Linked DNA regions of Mus musculus: region 2 is linked to region 1. The links are chromatin loops, found by intact Hi-C in ENCODE. Cell type or tissue: left cerebral cortex. All regions are shown on one strand. Links, peaks and the distances in the headings refer to the core of each region. The heading gives the core; the rest is flanking DNA.

Region 1 (2,899 bases), core at 235-2,734:
TCTCTGTGCCAATATCCACAGAGAGATTCCGGGGTGGGCTCCAGGAAATGCCGTCGTCCTTACTCCAAACCAACATGGTAGAGGCCACCTGGCAGTTGACCTTGTGAGCACAGAGGGTATAGATAAGGAACACTATCCCTGTGTCTACATCGTTCACCACAGCGCCCAGGTTCAGGCCATCGGAGGCCTCCCCATCGTCTACGATGAAGGCTGTAGAGGACCACGTGCTACCTAGAAGAAGAAGAAAAAAAAAAGAGCAGAGAGAAAATTGTACGGGTTGTTGTTTACTTCCTGCCTCTCCCCGGGGACCTCAATGTGGCACCAGAACCATGTTTCTTCTTTCTCTGACATTATTTCCTGCTAATTCCCCTGAGACATAATTCTCATTTTCAGTACCTTGGTTCTTAGTTACAGAAACTATGGACAAAATTCATCCTCTGGTTTCCCTAACTCATTAGGGACTCAAGCCCCAAAGTTCTATCTCTGGGCTGAAGTCATCCTCTGCCCTGGCCTCGGATGCCAGGAGCAGGAAGATCGCTGTGAGCCCCTGACCCCAACCAGCCCAGCAGCTCAGTGGTCCCCGGGGTCTGCTCGGCTCTGCTCCATTGATGAAGGGAACCCCCAACTCCCTACCCCGATCACCCATACAACCCAGCACCCGCTCTTTCCACCCGGGAGCCTTTGTTACCCTGGTCCGTGGACCTCCTCATGGCGATGAACTTGGCCCCCTCATCGGATGCAGATTTTTTCCTGGCCTCAGCGAAGGCCAGGAGCGTGCCCCGAGGGGTGGCTGTGATGAGCGGGATGCGGAAAGTGTCTACAGAGCCGATCTGCTTCCCGCTCACCCACAGCAGCTGCTCCATGGTCACCAGCGGCTGCACCTGCGCAGAAGGACACCTCAATGCAGACAAGCTTCACGAGGTTTAAGGTACCTAAGACCGATAGGTACTGGCTCCAGCCAGGGTTCCCATGAGAGAGGGTAATGGGGAGCCTGAGTAGGGGTGAAGGGTGTCCTAGAACAAGAGGTGGGAGCCCAGAGGATAGTATGGGCCGAACCTGGAGGCTCCTGAGCAAGGAGAGGCTGCGAGGGGAGAAGGAACCTTCAGGGATGAGGGGCAGGACCCCATAACAGTTGAGCCAGGGGCCCAAGGAAGCAAAGGTGTTGGGAGGGGATGGAGGGGCAGGAGTGTCACGCGGAGGGATGGCCGAGCTGGGCAGTGGCCACCTCTGCAGGTGCAGCAAGGCTCACCAGGCTGAAGTCATCCTCTGCCCTGGCCTCGGATTCCGCCGCGGACACCAGGAGCAGGAAGATCGCTGCGAGCCCCTGACCCCGACGGCCCGCCCAATAGCTCAGCGGTCCCCGGGGTCTGGTCGGGTCTGCCCCCACCATAGCTCCCGGCGATCCCTGTCCAGGAACTGGTCACCGGTGGCAAGCCGTCAGCTGACCTCGGCCCTTTAAAAGCGCGCACGTCACTCCGACCCCTCCCCTTGGGGGCCGCAGCCCGCGCTGCCGCGACTCCAATTAGTCCATCAGCATGTGACCCAGAGGCGGCCCCAGTCTGTGTGAGCCTTTTGACTGGCTCTAACGCCAGAACGTGACGAAAGGGGCGGGGCGTGTTTTAAAGCAACCGGCGGCTATGAAAGGCACTGACCCCTTGTGGAAGAGACAGGTTAGGGATGGCATATGACTCAGTTGGTAGAGTACCTTCCTAGTTTGTATGAGTCCCTAGGGTTGGGAAGCCCCACTCCTAGCTGAGGAGATCTTGGCAGTTGATGGCTGCTAGGGGAGAGAAAGGCACTTTTCTTTAGGAGTGTGCCCATGGTACCCCACGTCCCAGTGGATGACCCCAATGCCCTTAAGCACATGACTAACACTGATTAGAATCACTAGGTTAAAAATAATAAGCAGCTGGGCGTGGTGGCGCACGCCTTTAATCCCAGCACTTGGGAGGCAGAGGTAGAGGCAGGCAAATTTCTGAGTTCGAGGCCAGCCTGGGCTACACAGAGAAACCCTGTCTTGAAAAGCTAAAAAAAAAAAAAAAAAAAAAAAGCGACGAATGAATGAAAAAAGAGCCACCCTCCTTCCTGAGTTCTAAGCCAGCCTGGTCTACAGAGTGAGTTCTAGGATAGCCAGGGCTACACAGAAAAATTCTGTCTCTAAACAGACACAGATAACTTGGAAATTCCAGTGCTCCTGCCTGTACCTCCCAAGTACCGATTACAGGCATGTGTCCCAGCCCTGCTTATGCTATAGACAGAATCCGGGGACCCTTCCATGCTAGGCAAACTCTACCAGCTGAGTTACACCCCAGTCTCCTGGCCTCAGTCACCGAACAAGTTTTTCTTACTGGGTATTGAATCGTGTGATAGCAATTTGGATTTTAATTAAAAAAAAAAAAAAAGGAAGCAAGTTTTCACTGAAAATAAAGCCATAAACTTATCAAGAATATAAAATATTAGTCTTTAATAAAATCTGTTTTCTACAAAATCGTGATTCTCAAGGCATTGACGGCAGGGCTTCTGTACAGGAGGGCTGCATTTCCAGGTCACGATGAGTCTCTCACTTCTTCCTGGTCTTTCCCCCTGTAGGTGCCTCATTCTTCTTGCCCAGAATCTTCAGGAGTGCCTTGGGCATGTAGTAAGGCCGCTCCTGGGAACCATCATTTCTCTCCAGGTCCTCGACTGAGAGGCAAAGTAGATCCGTCAGGGTGGATCCTGATAATGGCACCCCACTGTACCCCAAAATAATCTGGGGTGTATAAACCAAACATCCTGGTTTCCTGTCCGGGCCACTTCAGGCAGTTTGATACAACTTCCCTGGCTGGCTGTAGACCAGGCTGTATAACCTGTTTTTCTCACACAAAGTGGGATAAATAACTGTATATGTCATAGGGTGATA
Region 2 (2,899 bases), core at 242-2,741, 70 kb before region 1:
CCCCACTGAAGTGACACTAGGCAGCCACCATGCACTCCCTACCCTGCAGGGGCAGAGCTTTCAGTTAAGGCAGACACAGGTCTACCCTGGAAGGACTCACAGAAACAATCTGGTGTGTCATCTGTCCTCTCCCTGCCTCTCCTTCAACTTCAAGCCTCCTCTGACTCCTCCCAGCAACTGTCATCTCTCCCCAGTCTTCCCTACAGTTCAACATAAAACCGCTCACATCCTGCATCCCTGTCACACTTGCCAACCAGGGCCTTGTCAACCTCACCTAAGCCAGTGGCCCGTGCGAAGTGGGAAACTCAATTGGGAAAATGTCCCCACCAGACTGGCCTGTGGGTAAGCGTGTGGGGACGTTTTCTTAACTAATGATTATGTGGAGGGCCAGTCCATTGTAGGGGATACCACCCCTGGCAAAGCAGCCCTGGACGGTATAAAAGAGCAGGCTGAACAAGCTGTGGAAAGTGAGCCAGAAAGTATCGGTCCTGCACGGCCTCTTTTTGTTTCTGCTTCCAGTCACTGGTCTGACTTCCTTCAGTGATGGAGAGCTGTAACCTGAAACAATTCCTTTCTTTCCCAAGGCGCTTTTGGTCATGTTGTTTTAAACATGGCAACAGAAACCCAAAGACAGACTTGGGAATGCTTGGCACACCAGTGCGTTCGTTCCGAGCCATTCAGTTAGAGCGAGACCTAATTTAAAGACACACACACACACACACACACACACACACACACACTCCAAACGTAGTGAAAACAGCAAAACCACGCTCCACTCCCGGGCGCTCATGTATCACACCCCCGGAGGAAGGAAGAGATTTCATCATCTTGCATTCTCAGACATAGAAGACCAAGGCTCGAGAAAAAGTGTTCCCAAAGTTACTACACCAGGTGGCAGGCAGAGATGCGACCGCCTGACAACCGACTTTTTTCGTGGGATTCTTCCCAATCCTGTTTGTGTAGTCAGAATTTCTCCCTTTTTCTTCCCTCTCACCTGGGGATCCTGACCAGGACCTCGAAGTCCCAGGGCAGGCAGGGTCGCCCCGCAGGCAGCGGGTATGAGCTCCGTGTCAGCATAACTGACCCACTGCTGGACCAGGACAGCTGCCCGGCTGCCCCCGGGTCCCCCCAGGCCTGCAGGCCACAACAGCTGAGCTACAGCCGGGGCCCCCCACACCCACAGGCCGCCAGGTCCCTGCTCCAGGGCGGGCAGGCGAGGCGGAGGGAATGGAGTCCGGCTGCTCGGGGGAGGCTGCAAGCAGATGCGGGGGTGAGGGCCTCCCCACCCGGGACCGTCACCAGCTTCCCCGTATCGGGCAGCGATGAGGGCTCGGAGGCTGGGGAAGGCGTCGGGGTGAGGAGAGACGTAGAGGATGGACATGGCTGTGCAGGGTCCGAACGCGGTGCAGTGACCTGAGGAGAGACCCGGCAGATTGAGGAGGGGACCTGAGCACGTGCTGCAAGGTACGCAGGCGCCCGGCCGGACCCTAGGCCTGGCCGAGCAGCCGCCAGCAGCGCCTAGAGGAGGAGGCGGGACCCCGATCGCCCGCCCCCTCGGGTTGGAGAGGGGAGGCCGCGCCGCGTGTACGTACTGAAGGCGGCGATCACACTCGGCCGGCTACGGCCGCGGCCCCACAGGGCGGCCGGGGTGGAGGTGGCGGGCAGCGGAGGCAGCTCTCCCGCTGCGGGAGAACGCGGCCGGGACAGCGGCACCCACGTGTCCCCCCCTTTGTGACAGCGCACGTTTCCGGACTCGGGTCCTCGCAGGGCTGCCGGGCCCCGCCTGTGCGTGCGCGATCCCGAGGGTCCGTGCGCGGCCCACCGCTGCCGGACGGGTCAAGCAGGGGCCAGAGTGGCTCGTGCAGCACGGAGACGGGAACCCGCGTGCCGGGACGAGCCTGGGTCTGGGTCAGGCGCCGCCGCGGGCAGCCCGTGGCCCTCGGGTCAGGCGCCGCCGCGGGCAGCCCGGGGTCTTCGTGTCTAGAGCGCGGGAAAACGAAAGCCCTAGTGTCTGGAGTGCGTGCTTGGTCCCAGGTTTCCGCCTTTTGCAGGGCGAGCTGCAGAATCTCGGGCTGCTCCAAGTGAAAGACCCCACCATAAGGCTTAGCAAGTTAGCTGCAGTAACGCCATTTTGCAAGGCATGATAAAGTACCAGAGCTGAGTTCTCAAAAGTTACAAGGAAGTTTAGTTAAAGAATAAGGCTGAATAATACCGGGACAGGGGCCAAACAGGATATCTGTGGTCAAGCACCTGGGCCCCGGCTCAGGGCCAAGAACAGATGGTACTCAGATAAAGCGAAACCAGCAACAGTTTCTGGAAAGTCCCACCTCAGTTTCAGGTTCCCCAAATGACCGGGAAATACCCCAAGCCTTATTTAAACTAACCAATCAGCTCGCTTCTCGCTTCTGTACCCGCGCTTTTTGCCCCCCAGCCCTAGCCCTATAAGAAGGGTAAGTACTCCACACTCGGCGCGCCAGTCATCCGATAGACTGAGTCGCCCGGGTACCCGTGTTCCCAATAAAGCCTTTTGCTGTTGCATCCGAATCGTGGCCTCGCTGATCCTTGGGAGGGTCTCCTCAGAGTGATTGACTACCCAGCTTGGGGGTCTTTCACAAGCAGTGCCTGGCTGCTGGGAGCTGTTGCTGTAGGGAATGAAAGGTTGGTAATTCCCTGGCGTTGGTAAATGCACCGTGCGTTCCGCGTCTCTTGCTTGTATTTATCTTATGCTTTTAGAAAGCGTACTGATGGGGTGTGCTCAAGGCCATGTCAGGCTTTTGGTAACGGAGTGCACCGCCAGTTCGCGGAAGATCCTCGGATCTAACCCAGGTAAAACAGGAAAGGGGCTCTAGGTGCTGAGCGCTCACTGCCTGACATGGAGTCACGTGAAGGAAGGGCAGGG

The links. Peaks named below come from ENCODE experiments on the same cell type or tissue, not always from the same donor. Only the 100,000 strongest peaks of a DNase experiment are listed, where the experiment ranks them.
Region 2: a loop joins it to region 1, with 7 times the contacts of the local background. A loop is called at or near these places in 1 of 42 quality-filtered maps.

Annotation. Positions count from the first base shown.
Region 1 is chr17:34,929,898-34,932,796 of GRCm38, reverse strand. It overlaps Slc44a4 (solute carrier family 44, member 4), which reads right to left. Exons shown (of 21, transcript NM_023557.3): 21 at 2,361-2,682. The coding sequence ends at 2,561. It overlaps Neu1 (neuraminidase 1), which reads right to left and starts at 1,544. Exons shown (of 6, transcript NM_010893.3): 1 at 1,250-1,544; 2 at 689-881; 3 at 1-231. The coding sequence starts at 1,390. In left cerebral cortex, for the core only: a CTCF peak has its summit at 1,655 (motif pointing left); DNase peaks (open chromatin) are centred at 945 and 1,559; H3K4me3 peaks cover 1,497 bases; H3K27ac peaks cover 816 bases.
Region 2 is chr17:34,999,926-35,002,824 of GRCm38, reverse strand. D17H6S56E-5 (DNA segment, Chr 17, human D6S56E 5) reads left to right here and starts at 2,079. Exons shown (of 2, transcript NM_033075.3): 1 at 2,079-2,658. The coding sequence starts at 2,652. Vars (valyl-tRNA synthetase) reads right to left here and starts at 1,918. Exons shown (of 30, transcript NM_011690.3): 1 at 1,593-1,918; 2 at 995-1,413. The coding sequence starts at 1,381. In left cerebral cortex, for the core only: no CTCF peak of the experiment used is centred there; DNase peaks (open chromatin) are centred at 782, 1,188, 1,825 and 1,892; H3K4me3 peaks cover 2,036 bases; H3K27ac peaks cover 1,201 bases.